Linked DNA regions of Homo sapiens: region 1 is linked to region 2. Evidence: chromatin loops called from intact Hi-C (ENCODE). Cell type or tissue: mammary epithelial cell. All regions are shown on one strand. Links, peaks and the distances in the headings refer to the core of each region. The heading gives the core; the rest is flanking DNA.

What was found. A loop is a pair of places that touch in the nucleus more often than their neighbours do. Peaks named below come from ENCODE experiments on the same cell type or tissue, not always from the same donor. Only the 100,000 strongest peaks of a DNase experiment are listed, where the experiment ranks them.
Region 1: a loop joins it to region 2, with 6 times the contacts of the local background. A loop is called at or near these places in 4 of 110 quality-filtered maps.

What each region holds. Positions count from the first base shown.
Region 1 is chr7:27,686,690-27,695,263 of GRCh38, forward strand. The region is part of intron 2 of LOC105375211 (a long non-coding RNA gene); the gene reads left to right. Among named protein-coding and RNA genes, the nearest start is that of HIBADH, 28 kb to the left of the region's middle. In mammary epithelial cell, for the core only: a CTCF peak has its summit at 3,063 (motif pointing right); no DNase peak of the experiment used is centred there.
Region 2 is chr7:28,075,198-28,083,771 of GRCh38, forward strand. All of the region lies in intron 1 of JAZF1 (JAZF zinc finger 1), which reads right to left. Among named protein-coding and RNA genes, the nearest start is that of JAZF1-AS1, 100 kb to the right of the region's middle. RefSeq lists an enhancer at 87-2,955. In mammary epithelial cell, for the core only: a CTCF peak has its summit at 3,279 (motif pointing left); no DNase peak of the experiment used is centred there.

The sequences.
Region 1 (8,574 bases), core at 1,498-5,497, 390 kb before region 2:
TATAATGAGAGACAATAGTCCTCTGCTCCCCAGAAACCACAGCTTTTAATCACTATGATTTTACTTCTAGTAGAGACTTCCATACATCTAAATAATACGTTCATATTTTCATTGCTTGATTTATTTGTTGATCTCCCACTTTAAAAGATGAGGATTTAACTCACTCTACTTACATCTACATCTCTTTCCATTTTTCCTTTTTTAGATATTTGATTGTTCTATCATTTTTTAAACTTTGTAATATTTAAGTTTTATTTATTGTTGTCTTACTCAAAGACAGTATTTCTTAATTCCCCATCATGTTTTTTTTTTAAAAAAAGGTTATTAGTGTCCCTATGCTTCCATTTACTTTTCTTCTTCAATTTTACCTACCAATTTCTATCAGCTTTATCTTTCTTTTACATTGTCAAGGGTGGTTTATATTCTGTTCTGTGGTCATAACATAATAACATTTTCTGTATCTTATCTATAAATTGATTCTAAAAGTTGAATCATAATTAATAACACATTTATTATTTAGACTATAAAGGTATTGTTCAACAGAGAGCCAGGAAGCTTGCTTTTTTTCAAACTATAGATTCCATTTAGGATTGCTGTATACATGAAGGAGAATGCTTCTGACATCATAGTCAACTAGATTGTTTTTGTTTTTTTGTTTTTGTTTTTGTTTTTTGAGACGGAGTTTTGCTCGTCTCCCAGGCTGGAGTGCAATGGTGTGATCTTGGCTCACTGCAACCTCTGCCTCCCGGGTTCAAGTGATTCTCCCGCCTCAGCCTCCCAAATAGCTGGGACTACAGGTGTGCACCACCACCCTCGGCCAGATTGTTTTTTATACTCTGCCTTATACTGTATTGTATTTCCTTTATACTCTGCCTTATACTGTATTGTATTTTCCTTGTACTCTAAATACAATATAATCCTTGTACTATAAATACAGTATAATATACAATTAAGTTATACTGTATTTTAGATTGATTAATATGAGGAATACAACTTTATTTCAGCATTTTTGTTTTCCTGGAGTTTCTAATTGCCTTGCTTTTTTTTTTCATGAAAAAAAGAACATGCTTACTTTCTCATATCCAAATATCTTTCAACATTTTATTTATTCTACCTATGACATGGGATTCTTTCCTTTCTTACTGAAAATATTCTTTTTAGTCCCCACTGAATTCTTGTTCCAATTTGGAAAGACTTATTTCTAGGCCCGCAGTACCCAAAATAAGTTCTTTTTATTTAACTCCTGAGTAGTTCCACATTTTCTGTATTCTAAGTCATTTTCTTTCAGATTTCCCTCCCTCTTATTTTTTTCTTGGGTACATCAAGTAACTTCCTAAGAAAAGGAGTTTCTGAGACCTAAAGTGTCTTTATCTTCTTCTCACGCTTACTTGATGGTTTGACTCCAAGTTCTCCAGCCTCAGAGTTTCTCTGAAGTGCTGCCGGTCAAATTCATTCCTACTGCCACTGAAGCCCCTCCCGACTGTATCTGGGTTATGGCTTCCTTCCTTCTGTTTAATCCATTACATGATTCCATCTCTTTTCTGACTTCCATAAATTTAAAACAAATCTCATCTGTTGGTGATTCTCATTCCATTCTCTTCATTCTTGTCATTTTATTTCCTTTCCAATTTTTGTTCCTTTATTGCCATTTTAATGGCATCCAGATCAAATACATGTGTACAGTCTGCTATTGAAAATAGAGGCTTCTCCCTTGTCCTTTTTATTTTTTAGAGTCGCAAAGATTGTGTTGTTGGTTGTCATCATGCATAAGAATCCACCTTTCTACTTTTTCAACGAGCCAGGCACTATAATGTATGCCTGTAATTTCAGCTATGTGGGAGGCTGAGGTGGGAGGATCACTTGAACCCAAGAGTTTGTAACCAGCCTGGGAAACACAGAACGACTCCATTTCAAAAAAGAAAAAAAAGAAGTAGCTCATGGTAAGATCTAACCTCTTATGTAATCATATAAAATTGAACTATATAGGTGGGAATAAAACGTTACTTTCCAAAAATAGTATGCAGTTAGCATTTCAACATGGCTTTAAAGTCTCACCATGGATCTCACAGGAGTTCACTTGTCTATTTGTCACGAAAGCATTTAAGGAAATAACTGAATGAGAATTCCTATTAAGCACTGGTGACAGCCTGAACTTTTTGTAGCATTGATGGAGTATGATTTAGGGTGGAGTCATACTAGTCTGGAACTAAGTGAGTGCAAGTGGAATGAAATGATGCATTATTCATATTTTGTTATTATTAGCAATTAATTACAAACATATTACCTAGAAGTAGTGGTGCGCTAGTAAATGTTTAAAAACTGACTCTTCAGGGAATAAAAGTGTGCATACATATTTATATGTGTGTGTGTACATATAAGTTTATTATAAATTTCGTGACATAAAAGATATAGAGCGTACGATTTACAAATAATAATAAAATATACAATACTTTTATTGTGACTTCATGTAGCCAATGGATTTGTGAAGAATGCATTTGTTAATTTTTGCCAAACTTTTGTTTCTGTAGCCAACATATGGTTACAATTGAGCAATGATTTGACAAATGGAGTTGCATCTCAATCTGCTAACTCTTTCCCCAGTAAATCTTTTGTCATTAAATCTGACATGTGTACTTTATTTTTCATGATGGCTTCATTTAACAACCAGCTTGCAAAATTCCTGAAAATTTAATACTCAGCTCTCACAATCTGGTACAAGCCAACTCCAGCACACCGTCACTTACAACTCCACTTCACTTACAAACTCCATGCAGAGAAGTTTACACTCCTTCCAAACTCCACTTACCAACTCCACTTCTCTGACTTGAAGGACAAAATGAGGAGCCATCTATTTTTGTTATCCAAATAATACTTCTCTGACATGAAAATATCTTTCTTCTCTGTAATCCCATCTCTCTGACCATTCCCACATCCCACCATAGGAAATCCATACACCTCAGGGACTGTACAGTCAGGTCTGCCTCTAGAAGAGAAAACCAGAAATTTGGCTCAGAGTGGCACACTGGGCTAGATCTAGGCTGTTGCTGGTGTCATAGCCACATGATGGCACTATTGAAACACAGGTGTTGCAGCTGCCTCAATACCCCCTCCATACCCAGCCCCCAGCTTGTCCTCAGTCATGCAAAGCCTACATCTCTTCTAAAAACCTCACATCTCTGTCTCCTTTCACACCCAGTTCCTTTCAGTGCAGGAAGTTCCTTAAGTGCCAAAAGCCCATGGGCATTCTGCTTGCCTAAAAGTCATATCACAGGACCTTCCTGTTGCATCTGTCCTGGCAACTTCTACCTTTTGACATCTGATTTTTAGACTCTGTCATCCATAAGTCACCAGGGCCTTCTCTGTCTCTCACTGATGCAGGCAATGCTTTGTCCGAATACCATTCCAGGGCCTGGGTTCAAGTTCTTATAATTTGTGTGTCCTTATTTATTTGTGTCTTTCTGTCTTCCATTGTTTACTTTATCTGCATGGCCTGCTCCATATGAGATCCTAATGGGAAAACTTGATTGTTTATCATTTTCCATAAGAAATCCAACACAACTCAGCATTTTTATGTTTTGGTAGCCTCATTGAAGTGTTCCCAGTTTCATATAAATATCACAGGGAAAGACTCTAATTGGCCCCGCTAGGGTCATATGCCTACTACTGGGCCAGTGTGTGGCCAGGAGGATGGAATACTACGAATGATTAGACCTGCATCGCATGACAACTTCTATGATGGTAAGAATATAAATGAAAGCCCAGAACTGCATGGAGTGAAGGAGGAGCAATATCCTCAAAGAAGTGGGAAAGTATTACCTGAAGATGGGAGACAGAAATACCGAGAGGATAAATGCAACAAACATTTCCTACTGGTAGAGATTTTACCCTTCCTTATGGCTAGTTCTCCTTTTTGGGATGTTTTACAATTCATGGAGAAAATAGGGAATTATATGCTTTGGGAAAGAATGGTAAAATGAAAACATATTTACCATAAAGTGATGCTGAAGAATGTCCTTTGAAGCATTCCTTTGAAATATCAGCTTATCTATTATGAAGCTTGGATTTTCACCCATATAATTGGCATTATCAAAGCAGGGGCATGATTTTGGCATGCTTTCAAACTCTCTGACATGTGGCATTACTTTAAATTCTCCCTTAATATGCTGTCATTATAATTTAGGAGCTTCAGTGGAAAGTAAAGCAGAAGCTGCCTTATACTACTTTGGTAAAGCCAAAAAATGCAAAATAATCCCACTGCTATTTATTCTACTATTCTAGTTTTATATTTTTGTCTTATAGACTTTTTCATCTCTAAAAATTCAAAACATATAGATTAAAATAAAGAAAATAATTTAACTTTGGAATGTGAGTTCTGCCAATAGTGGAGCGTGTTCACAAAGGAGTTCCTTTTGCCCTACTGATTTTCTGGCGGCCTGATGCTGTTTGCATGCCTCACCACCGGAAGCCTATCTTCTATCTAGCATCTTCATAGCACATGCACTTCTAAAAAGAGTTCAGGGGAGTAGGCTTCAAACTGGATACTCATATATTCCTAGGGTACATGAAGACTTTCCAAAAGCACATTGTGATGGATAGTGCAATCAGTTTCCAGATTCCCAACTTCTACATCTTGGTTTCCTGAGAGCTCCTTTTAAGGCCTGCCAATATCTGCCTTTACACATTCACCCTTCTTCCATCTCAGAGAAGACGGACTTATCTCTCTCCCAACTTGAATCTTACCTTGGTGTATTGCTCTGGCGTATACAAATCTTGAGGATAACTCATAAGGGGATAATTTAAAATGCACTGCTTCTGAGGGGGCTTCTTCTCATTCCTCCCTAACAGAAGAAAGAAGGAAAGAAAGAGAGGGAGGGAGGGAGGGAGGGAGGAAGGAAGGAAGGAAGGAAGGAAGGAAGGAAGGAAGGAAGGAAGGAAAGAAAGAGAAAGAAAGAAAGAAAGAAAGAAAGAGAAAGAGAAAGAAAGAAAGAAAACAAGAGCAAAGACAGTCTCAGTAAAAATTACTAACGCCTGGCCGGGTGCAGTGGCTCACGCTTGTAATCCCAGCACTTTGGGAGGCTGAGGCAGGCGGATCATGAGGTCAGGAGATTGAGACCATCCTGGCTAACACGGTGAAACCCCGTCTCTACTAAAAATACAAAAACTTAGCCGAGCGTGGTGACGGGCGACTGTGGTCCCAGCTACTCGGGAGGCTGAGGCAGGAGAATGGCGTGAACCCGGGAGGCGGAGTTTGCAGTGAGCCGAGATTGCGCCACTGCACCCCAGCCTGGGAGACAGACCGAGACTCGGTCTCAAAAAAAAAAAAAAAAAATTTACTAAAGACTTATTTTATCCAGGCAACAAACTCTTGGCAAATCTCCATGCCTTCTCTCTCTACCTTGTCTCTGTCTCTCTCTCTACCTCGTCTCTGTCTCTCTCTTGTAGAATTAAGATTCACAATGATAGGCCATTCATTTAAATTTTGAAATGATAGGCAGTAAGTCTGATTTAGCTGATTGGTTTGACAGGAGAGACTGGCTTCTCCAGTAACGTATTTGTACAGTGGACTTACTCCATAAAGTGAGCGAGCTAAACCTGCAGCTCCAAGGATTTGATAAAAATAAAATTAGGCCAGCCACTGTGCCTAAAGCCAGTAATCCCAGCACTTTGGGAGGCTGAAGGGGGAGGATCACTTGAGGCTAGAAATCCAGATCAGCCTGGGCAACATGGTGAGACTGCCACCCCCTCCCCCAACTCCATCTCTACAAAAAAATGAAAAATAAGCTGGGCACAGTGCTGTGTGCCTGTAGTTTTACTACTTGGGAGGCTGAGGCAGGAGGATCTCTTGAGCCCAGGAGTTTGAGGCTTCAGTAAGCGATGATCAAGCCGCTGCACTCCAGCCTGGGCCACAGACAGAAAGACCTTGTCCCAAAAAATAAAATAAAGTACATATTCAAATTATAATACACCAGGAAATACATTATTTGCAATGACTTAAACTTAAGATAAAATATTTTTAGATATCCTTGTAAAATGTTCAAGAGACCCGTTGTTTTTCAAAATGCTTTGGAGATTAAATTTGCAAAGAATTTTGAAGGCCCTGGGTCTAAAGAACCAGAAAAATACTTTGAACAGTTTAAACTCTATTAAGAAAATATAACTATATAACTTACAGCCATAATTATTAAAAATACCCCATTGAAAAGAGAAGGATGGAAAAGAACATAACATGTTAGTAAAAAGTCAGTTAACTAAGCAAACTTTTTTTTTTCTTTTTTTTCTTTTTGAGACGGAGTCTTGCTCTGTCACCTGGGCTGTAGTGCGGTGGCACGATCTTGGCTCACTGCAACCTCTGCCTCCCAGGTTCAAGCGATTCTCCTGCCTCAGCCTCCCGAGTAGCTGGGATTACAGGAGCCCACCACCACCCCTGGCTAATTTTTCGTATTTTTAGTAGAGACGGGGTTTCACTATGTTGGCCAGGCTGGTCTCGAACGCCTGACCTCATCATCCACCCGCCTTGACCTCCCAAAGTGCTGGGATTACAGGCATGAGCCACTGTGCCCGGCCCTTTTTTTACTCTTGAGTCTATTCAAATGTGGGGATTTTCCTGTTGAATATAGAATTTGGCCAGAGGACATACTAGCTTTCAGTCCCACTATCTTTTATGCTATAGGAGGGAAGTACCTGGTGTTTAAATTCAATTTTCCCAATATTTAAGCCTATTACACTTATATTTTAACCCCTACAAGAGCAAACGTTTCTGATTACAGTTCTCCTGGTGGTGGTTTTTCCCCTCTGCTAAATATTTCTCAAAAAAGAAGAAAATAGCAATTTCCCCATAGTCTGGTAGATCCCATGACTATTTCTACCCTATGAAAAAGAAAATCGCGAAAGAACTACTAACTTTTACTTTCCCTCTTCCACCTCTGCTGCTTAGATACCTTAGGGTCACTTAACACAATTATAATGAAAAATTAATTACTAAAGTTTGATTATATTAAATTGCCAGATGGTTTCACTGACCCAGAGCCAAACTGGTTTTTCTACCAGAATTTTCCTCCCTGTTTCTAATAACTAAAAAAAAAAAAATTGAAACTATAATATAAAGACTGTAAATGCTAAGCAGCACAATTTTCTCCACAAACGGTACCCTCTTACCCATTAATTTGCTGCCAGCTGAGAGAAAAATTTAGCAGGGACAGGGAGACCCCTGAGAGGTAGAGGGAGGGAGAAGAAGCGACTGCAAAGAGAAAGGGAGCTGTTTGGAGATGTGCATGTGACAGAGACAAACTTCCTATTGCATAAGCTTGCTTCTGGCAAGGCCAGGCCTTGAGGACAAGGCTCTCTTTAATCACCACATTGAACCTGGGATGACCTTGGTTTGGGGAGACATAGTAATGTATTGATACATATTTGGAGCAGAGGGTTAATTTTTGATTTAGCTTTTCTGCACTTAATTTTTATTTTCTATCTGCCTTGTAGGCAAAGCCCTTGCGATAATAAACTAGGTGTGGCTACAACTTTTGGTACAAAAATCGAGCTTTGAAAAAGATATTCTAGCTATAGACTTGGAAGCGTTTTTCTTTTTTTCTCTTGTTTCCATAATATTTTTGATGTAGTGGCTGATTCATCTATATTTTGCGCTTGCATCCTGTAAAGATTTTTCTGTTGACTCATTTGAGGAGTAAAAACTCCCCAATTTTTTTTTCAAGAATATAATCCCAAAAGAGTAATTACCTGTTCCCTGTGGTGATAGGAACATTTTCTAGTCTCATCAGCAGAGACTGCAGAGCACAGCCAATGAACAATGAATAACTGTTAATAAGGATAAAGCCATAAATAAGCAAAATTAAAGTGTGATTCATTATAAATTGTAATGGTGGACATGTTACCAAGAAGAAACAAGTTAACTACTCATGTAACATATTTTAAAATGATGAGAAAACCATTCATTGGTACAGAACTCTTCCTCAGCTCAGATTAAATGAAGATTTAAGTGCAGTTAAGTGTATACACGTGCACTAGAGAGTAGACAGAATCTTCTTGCCAACTGCTTCATACTAATAAGGACACTGAGGTCACCGAGGAATTCACTGAGACTCTGTCTACGCAAGGGCCCAAAGTCATCAGTTTTGAGACAGTTCCTTACAAATCTGTTTTCACTATCATGTAGGAATAATCATAATTTTATAATATCAATATGGTCTACCTTATAACTTTTGCGAACCAATAGGCATCCCCCCAATTCCCCCAGTTCCTCAGCAGGTGCTGTTAAGGTAAAGCTTCTGTTTGCCTAGCCTTCTAAGGTTAATCTAATCAATATTGAATTATGTATTGACTTACTTCTTCAAGGCACCAAACCTATTTTCCATCAAGAGAATAGGAGAATGATGTACCAGAAAGCATACTGCAGACCAGAGGACTGACTCAATGTTTTAGCATGATATAGGATGAAATACAGCATAAGAAAGTGCAGGCAAGGAGAAAACATACGGATGGGAAATATATCTTGTCTGGAAACACAAATTTAAAGCATTCCCTTCCATATACTCTGATCAAGACGACAGAATGAGTTTA
Region 2 (8,574 bases), core at 1,548-5,547:
TACCCCACAGGGCTGTTGGCAGCATTTTCCAAAATGAAGAATGTAAAGTTCTCCCTCAGTGATAACCCCTCTCATCATTACTATGCCCCAGCATCCCTTAATACCAGAAGCTTCTCCCCACTCCTCCTGGACCACAGAAGCTCATTTATTTACTTACAACAGGGCATTTACCTGATAGTGAGCTAAACTATCCCTAGAATATAAAAAGTATGTATTAAGTAAATATGAGAAAATAATTTTAAAATACACACATACAGAGAGTAAAAAAACTTTACCTCCCTCCATCTCCACTTTTCCTGATTTTTACCATAAACAATTTAGTATACTTTCTTCCAAACCTTCTCTGTCTACCTATAAATGTATATTGTAATTGGTTGGTTTTCCCCAAAAACCACATCATGCTCTATAAACTGTTCTATAAGTGACTTACTTTACTTAACAACATAAAACAGACAGTATTATTCTTTTTAATGGCTGCATAGTGTTTCCTATAGTGAATATACTTTACTTAAGCACTCCCCATATTAATGGATATTTAGGTGAATCCCATTTTTTGCTATTAAAAAAAAAGGCTGTGCACTATTTTTAGGGTGGAATTCTAGAAATGGGCTTGCTAAGTCCTTGATTCATTTGAAACTTAATTTGACACTGGTTATCTTGACCACAGTGACATCAGATCATAAATATGGTCATAATGACATCATAATGGGAGAGACAAGAGATAGAGAACTTCTACAGGTATTCAGAGCATTTTTTTTCTTTTGGACATAAAATGAATCCATTGTACAAGAATGCCTTCTCCCCATTCTCAGTGCAGAGACAAAGCTGACAAGCTTAAAAGTGCATGTTTAGGATTCTAGACTTGGTTTAACTCAAATGGCCTTGATTGGATGGGGTCCCTCTGCAGTATTAAAACTGCTCTAATTGCATTCTTCAAGCCAGCTGAAGGCTGACAGCTTCCGCTCCCGGCTCATTATCAGAGCACTTCAAGGGGCTCCATTATGAGCAGAGCACCTGGTCCAAATTTATTTCAACGGCCCAGAGCAAAATGGGAAGGTGCTTAATGTTCAACCACAATGGTGACATTTTTATGAGATATCCAAGGTTCAGAAACAAATAAATGAAAGGTTTGAAGGGAGCATGAACAGAAACTGTGACAATAAAAATTCAACATTGATATATCAATTTAAAAACATATACCACCCATACACTTGGGGTAAGGCCAAAGGTTCAATGCAGGCTAACCAGAAAGAAAAAGAAGAAAAAAGGTCAATACTCAACTCCTCCCATGACTGGCTTTGCTAAAAAAGACTGATGAAATTCTAAAAATGTTTAAGGAAATCAGAATGAGATGCGAATTCTGAATTCCGGTTAGGATAACAATTATGTTATCTATCTGCACCAACATGAGAACGAAAGAAAATCCAAGTGGAATTCAGAGTGAATGCTAAATGTATTATGTTCATAGTTTTTCTCCGGTTTGCTTACACAATTGCTGTCTTTCTCTCTCTCAAAAAAAAAAAAAAAAAAAAATCCCGTGTGGAAATGAGTAAGTTAATAATTCCTTACAGATGTTTCCATAAGAAAACATTGTGCAAATATATATTTAGAATTTTTTAATAAATGTATAATAGGGAAATTTTTCCAGGTAGATCATAGCAGGTCCAAAGTAAACATGACATCCTATTGCATAAATCCATATCTAGAGACTGCTTGTCAAGTGGGATTTTGCTCTCTGCGGCTGAGTACTTGCAGAGATCTTAGTGTGTAGACGACAACCAATTTTAAAGCCCGAAACCCAGCTGCAGAGCATTAGAAAGCTCTACCCTCCACTAAGAATCTGTTTAAAGAATGTTAAAATAAATATTTGTATTCTTTCACTAAACACAACAACGACACTTACATTGGAATCTAAGAAAATGATGAATGAAAAATTATAACACCGGCACTTTACAATGGGAATGCTGACTAAATCGGAACTATACAAACTGGGAGGATTTACTCAATGTTTAGTCTCTTAAGAAAAAAAGAGGAGGACAATTAATCAACTACATAGAAATTTTTTTCAGCTATTAGTTGCTTTTGGTCTTGTGATTTTATCTTTCTCAAGCATTTTCCCTATTAAGCCGACCATACAGATGTGCAATACATTAATCCGCCAGACTATAAAGGCTTTAATTATTTTACTGATTTAGAAAGGCAATTAGGCAGCACCTATTTTTCACGTATTGATTATACCGACTCTGGTTTTAGATCTGAATTCATGAATCATCAGGTAACTGGTATAACCACAAAAAAAGGCTACTGGAGCCTTTTTTTTTTCTACAACAAATAAATAAAAGCACTTAAAATTAATTACCTGATAGAACCACCTTAACTACAAAAAAAAGTGGCAAAATCCCAGTAGAATAAATTTGGTATATAAGTCCTCCAGCAAAGTGACCACTTGTCTGACTGCTTGCAGGCCACCCAGTGTTAGGTCTTAGAATTTGGGAGCTTAGAAAAATCTTCATCTGGGTGTACAAAAACAGGGTGCTTTGTTTTGGTTCTGATTTAGCCTTGCTTCTGCCTTTACTGTATTCTGCTCTCTCCTTTGAAACTACTTAAAGAGCTGGAGCTCTGGGAGTCCATGGGGAATTTCCACGTTCACCATGGAAACTGAGGAAGTGGTAATTTGGATTATGTACATCCGGGTCCTGATTTCTCCTTCACTTTGACCTCTTTCTCCTCCCCATCTACTATTTAAGACCCACTATGTAATCTAGCTCAAAATAACTGAGACTGCAATGATGGCTGTGCATGGTGGCACTTATGAGACAAATAATTCCTGGCCTTTCCCATCTTTATGGAACAGAAGAAAACATAAGTCTTGAAAGTTTTCACAAGATGCTGTGTTAGATGAAAAAAATTGAGAATTTTTCCCATAGAACAGATGTTTCCTAGGTTTGTACAGCCTCTCAACTGTACATTAGGAAGTCACTCGTATGATGATAATGTACCACTTACGGGCAGGATGGTATAGTGGCAAGAGACTTGGATTCAAGCACTGCATGGCATTTATCAGCTGTGCAACTCTATGCAAATTATCTTTAAGCCTTTCTAGCATTAGTTTCTCCATCTATAAAATGGGAGCGATTATGCATGCTTCACCCATCACAGAGAACTGCTGAGACCATCATATGTGCATGTGAAAATGCTCTCTAAGCTGGAAACTAGTGTCATAAACGTCATTTCTTTTTGCAGAAGCCATCTCCATGCAATCACCTACACTGCCCTCTTGCGGTAGGCAGGCTGCATTGCTACTCAAAGGCAAAGAAAATTATTTTGTGAACTGAAGATTGTATTACTACCAGATTAATTTCATGTAACCAACTCTTAATTGCCAGGCGAATAGAGAGAGGGCCACTTGACATGAAATATACAATTCAAAGGATCTACTTGGGTTTTTTTTGTAATGCCATTTATGAACAGTGAATCCGGACACTATACTCTGGCCCCTTTTCTTGCACTACTAGTCCATGATAAAAATTTTTGAAAAGTGGAAAACACTGGAAAAGAAGAGAAGCAGCAGATCAGTTGAGTATTGGTGAAAAGTCCTACCTTCCCTGTTACTTTGGACATGGATATTAAAGCCAGTGAAAATGTTCATAAAAATTGTAGGAACAAAAAGCCATCCATAGTTTTGCCTGTACTCTAGAACTAGAATAACTGACTTTTAGAATTGGTAGGGACCTGAGATGCCACATTGTTCCTCCTCCTTTCTTTACAGATGGAAAATCTAAAATGCCCATAATTTTTTTTTTTTTTTTTGAGACAGAGTTTGCTCTGTTGCCCAGGCTGGAGTGCAAGTGGCGTGATCTCTGCTCACTGCAACCTCCACTTCTCAGGTTCAAGCAATTCTCCCGCCTCAGCCTCCCAAGTAGCTGGGATTACAGGTGCCCACCACCATGCCAGGCTAATTTTTAAAATATTTTTAGTAGAGACAGGGTTTCACCAAGTTGGGCAGGCTGCTCTTGAACTCCTGACCTCAGGTGATCCGCCTGCTTGGGCCTCCCAAAGTGTTAGGATTACAGGTGTGAGCCAACCACACCCGGCCATGCGCATAATTTAAAAGATGTACCTCACTTGGACTCTGATCACCAAATTCCATCACAGCAACCACCTTCACTTGGAGCTGCCTCCCGCTTCTGTTTTTATCACTTCTTAACTCAAAATACATCTTCAATCCCATTTTTCTCTGACAGACACTGATATAGAATAAGAAATACTGGAAAACTAAGCCACGAGGAGCAAAATAAAATATAAATATCACTTAAGGGAATTCATTATGAGAAATCATAAAACTGACAAGTCTCCTGAACAAAAATGACCTGAGAGTTTACCCATAGGTTAGCAAATATTAAAATAATGATAAGGATGACAACCACAAGCAAATCAATACATGCTTGCTGATGAACTGAGTAGGAACTTAAGAACTTGGCGCCTCTCTAAAATTTTTAATTAGAAACATTTAATTGTACTCACTATGTAGTAGGCCATGTTTCAAATGCTTTCTTCTAATCTCATCACAACATCCAATATGCTGTTAATAACCTTTATTGACTGCAGCATCGGTTTACGAACCCTGCTGATTGTTCAGCTAGCACCATGGATCAGGGAGTAATCTAGATGCATAACTCAGAGATACTGCTGGTCTGGTTCCAGACCATTGCAATAGCAAATATCACAATAAAGCAAGTCACACTAATTTTTTGATTTCCCAGTGCACATAAAGTTATATTTACACTATACTGTAGTCTATAAAGTGTGCAATAACATGTCTTTAAAAAGTATATATCTTAATTTTAAAATATTTTATTGCTAAAAAATACTTTGTAAAAATGCTTATAGTCATCCAAGCTAGATCTTCTGGATAAATTGTTGCAGCTTCTCCATCAGCACTTGCTGCCTCACTTTGCACTTTCACCTTACGGAGATGGCTTAGTTTCCTAAACTTCATGAACCCAACTTCTGCTAGCTTTCAACTTTTCTTCTGCAGCTTCCTCACCTCACCCAGCCTTCATAGAATTGAAGAGACTTGGGGCCTTGCTCTGGATCAGGCTTTGGCTTACGGGAATGTTATGGCTGTGTTGGTCTTCCATCCAGAACACTCAGACTTTCTCCCTATCAGCAATAAAGCTGTTCTGCTTTCTTATCATTCATGTGTTCACTGGAGTAACACTTTTAATTTCCCTCAAGAACTTTTTCCTTGCATTCACAACTTGGCTAACTGTTTGGTGCAAGAAGCCGAGTTTTCAGCCTGTGTTGGCTTTCAACATGCCTTCCTCACTAAGCTTAATCCTTGCTAGCTTTTGATTGAAAGTGAGAGACGTGTTACTCTTCCTTTCACTTGAACACTTACAGGTCATCATAAGGTTATTAATTGGCCTAATTTCAACACTGCCATGTCTCCAGGAATAGGCAGGCTCAGGGAGAGGAAGAGAGACAGAGGAAGGACCTGTTGATAGAGCAGTCAACACATAAAACATTTATTGATTAAGTTCACCGTCTTATATGGGTGCAGTTCATGGCACCACCAATTACAATAGTAAAGTCAAAGATGACCGATCACAGATCACAATGACAGATACAATAACAATGAAATTTAAAATATTGCAAGAATTACCAAAATGTGACACAGAGACATAAAGCAAGCACATGCCATTGGGAAAATGGCCATAAACCTACAATTTGTAAAAAAAAACAAAAAAAAAAATGCACTGTCTGCCAAGTGTGGTAAAGCAAGGTGTGCCTGTAGGGGGGAAGGGAGGGCATCAAAGTTCCTCAAAAGATACAGAGTAGTAAGCTGGTAAATTAGAGGAAAAGTCAAGAAAACCTCGTGGGGACCAGCACAGGAAAGGCAGCTGGCAGAGATAAAGCAGGCCTTGCATTCTTTGACCTCAGGGCAGCGGGGGACATCTCTGGGATGTGACCCAGTCAGGTTAAGGTTTTGAGACAGGGCTAAGCCCAGTGTTGTTACTCTTCAGTAAGCCTGGAATGGAGCCAGCCCCTCCCCAAGGAAATCACATAACGATGAGGAAGCCACATGCAGATAAACAGTAAATGAAGACAGGATGACCAGCTCGGAGGAACCAACACCAACATGGGGGAAGGAGTGCGGGAGTGCCTGGGGGGCTGTGCCTGCAGAGGGGAGCAAGAGGGAGAGCATCCAGCACTTCGGGGCACCAGATGCTTTTTCTAAGGTTTGGTCATAACCAGCACCAAAAAACAGCAAGCTGCGCCATTCCCCCAGCTATTCTACTTCTTCACGCTGCTTAGCTGGGGTTTTGGGGACTTGAAAAGTTACCTGGGGCTACAGAACACAGTGTCCACGCACTTGGACAAGCTGGTGAGCCTGGGGCATTGTAGCGGCCTCTGCTCCACCCTTTCCCCTTGTCCAGAAGCCTCGACACCACCAGAGAGCGAAGTGGGACAAGACCCCAGGGAAGAATTTAATAAAACATCAAGGCCAGGGAGTTTGTGATACTCAAAACTTTGTGGAGGATGGGTCAATCTGCATTTATATGTGTTTCCATCTTTCCAGAGAGAGAAAAAAATTAACATGGACTGAATTTTCTCTATTTCTATTAATTCACATATTATGCCATTTTCATTACCACAAAATGCTGCACTCTTATGCTTTCTTAAAAAGATCACTATAGTAAAACTATTAATCTATATACCTGGATGATACTAGAGTTTAATAACCATTTATAGAATAAATCAATGACTGACAGTAATATTAAGGGGCTAAATAAGTTGATCTCTAAAATTACTTTCAACCTAAAAATGCTACATTCTGCGATAACAATAAGTTTATTATTTAAAAGTCCTTAGGCTATTTTAGAGTAGAGTATGTTTGATGATTATGAGAAAGTATCTGGAGACTTGAAACTTTAGCCTGCTAAAGTATCCTTTAGACAGGTCCCTCTGACAAAATGAAGTAAGACCTGGTAGAATTTCTCAGACAAATCATGCCAAAGCATCACCTCCTTCAAGACAATGCATGGGGGCGTGGGGAGGCGAGGATGTCACTCACCCTTGCAGCCCTTGTCTATTTGGCTTTCTCTGCAACATTTCACTGGGCTGAGGAGTGTTCCTCATTGAACTCTCCTTCCTGGGCTTCCCGTTGCTCTCCCGCCTCTGCCCGTTCACTCTACTCCTGTGCAGGCTCCCTTTTCTCTGTCCACCCTTGGTGAGTCTTTGACCTTGGGGATCTTCTTAGGTTCTCTTCTCATACCACACGGTCTTTCCTCTCCTGTGATTTTAGTTAATATCTGTATGCTGATGGCTCTCAAATCTCTTCCTCCAGCTCCAGCTGCCTATTGGACATGTATAACCAGTAGCTCCCCACGCTGCAGTATGTTTGAAGCTCCCTTGCCCTGGTCTCCCTCCTCGCAGCCTCTTCTGGGTGAAAGGCACATGTCCCACCAGACACCCATGAGCCATCCTTGGCCCCTCTCTGGAACCTTACCCCTCACATCCCATAAATCCCCAAGGACTGTGCATCCACCTGCTGAACATCACCAAAGTCCACTTCCAATTCCACTCCCAGTGACTGCAAAGGGGGCCTTTGCCTCGGTGCCACCATTACTATTCCCTGCTCCACAAGGTAGCCAGGGCCAGCTTCTCAAATGCTGACCTGGACACCTCATTCCCAGCTCAGAACCCACCAGTGCCTTCCTTCAGTCTGTGAGAAAGTCAAAACTCCTCCAACTGGGATTGCAAAGCCCTTCCAGAGCTGACCACCACTGAGTGCTCTGGCCTGTCCCTCATGGAAACACATTTTCTCACCTCCTTTGCTTCTGCTGTACTCGTGGATTAAAATGTTTTCCCTCATCCAAATCCCCTCTACCTGGCTGGGGCCATTGCCTTCCAGCTTTTTGGCTTCTGGTAAGTTTTGCCTGAACCCCCTCAATCCTAGATCAAGCGCCCCTTCCACATGCTCTCTTGGGGTTCACATCTCTCAGTTTAGCCCTTGTGCCTCAAGTGTAAGTTCCTGTAACGTCTCAGTATCCCTGCCCCACTCGTGCATATACCCTAAGGCTGTCTCACTCATATCACAACCCCAGAATCTGCACAAGGCCTACCACATGACAGCCACTCAACGGATATTTACTGCATAAACTCATGATTATGAATATTTTAGTACCTGACCTATGAGTTATTGATACGTAATGGGAGTACCATGGGTTGCAGAATAACACAGACCTTGTTTCCCATCCCAGCTCCACAGCTCACATGCTATGTGAACTCAGAAAATGTATGGAAACTTTTTAAGGCTGTTTGCAAAGCTGTAAGAGCACGACCAACCACTTACTTCACAGGGTTGCCGTGAAGACTAAAATACACACAGCATATGAAGTGCCAAGAGTGCTGTATTATTTTATATTTTTCAAAATGCAGTGCTACAAACTTCTTTATCACTATGTCAATTAATGCTACTGCTGCCTTAACCCACAGGCCATCAGATACATTTTTAAAGTTCTTTATGTGAGCATTATTCAAGGAAAAGCCTTGTCCGCTGACCCAGCC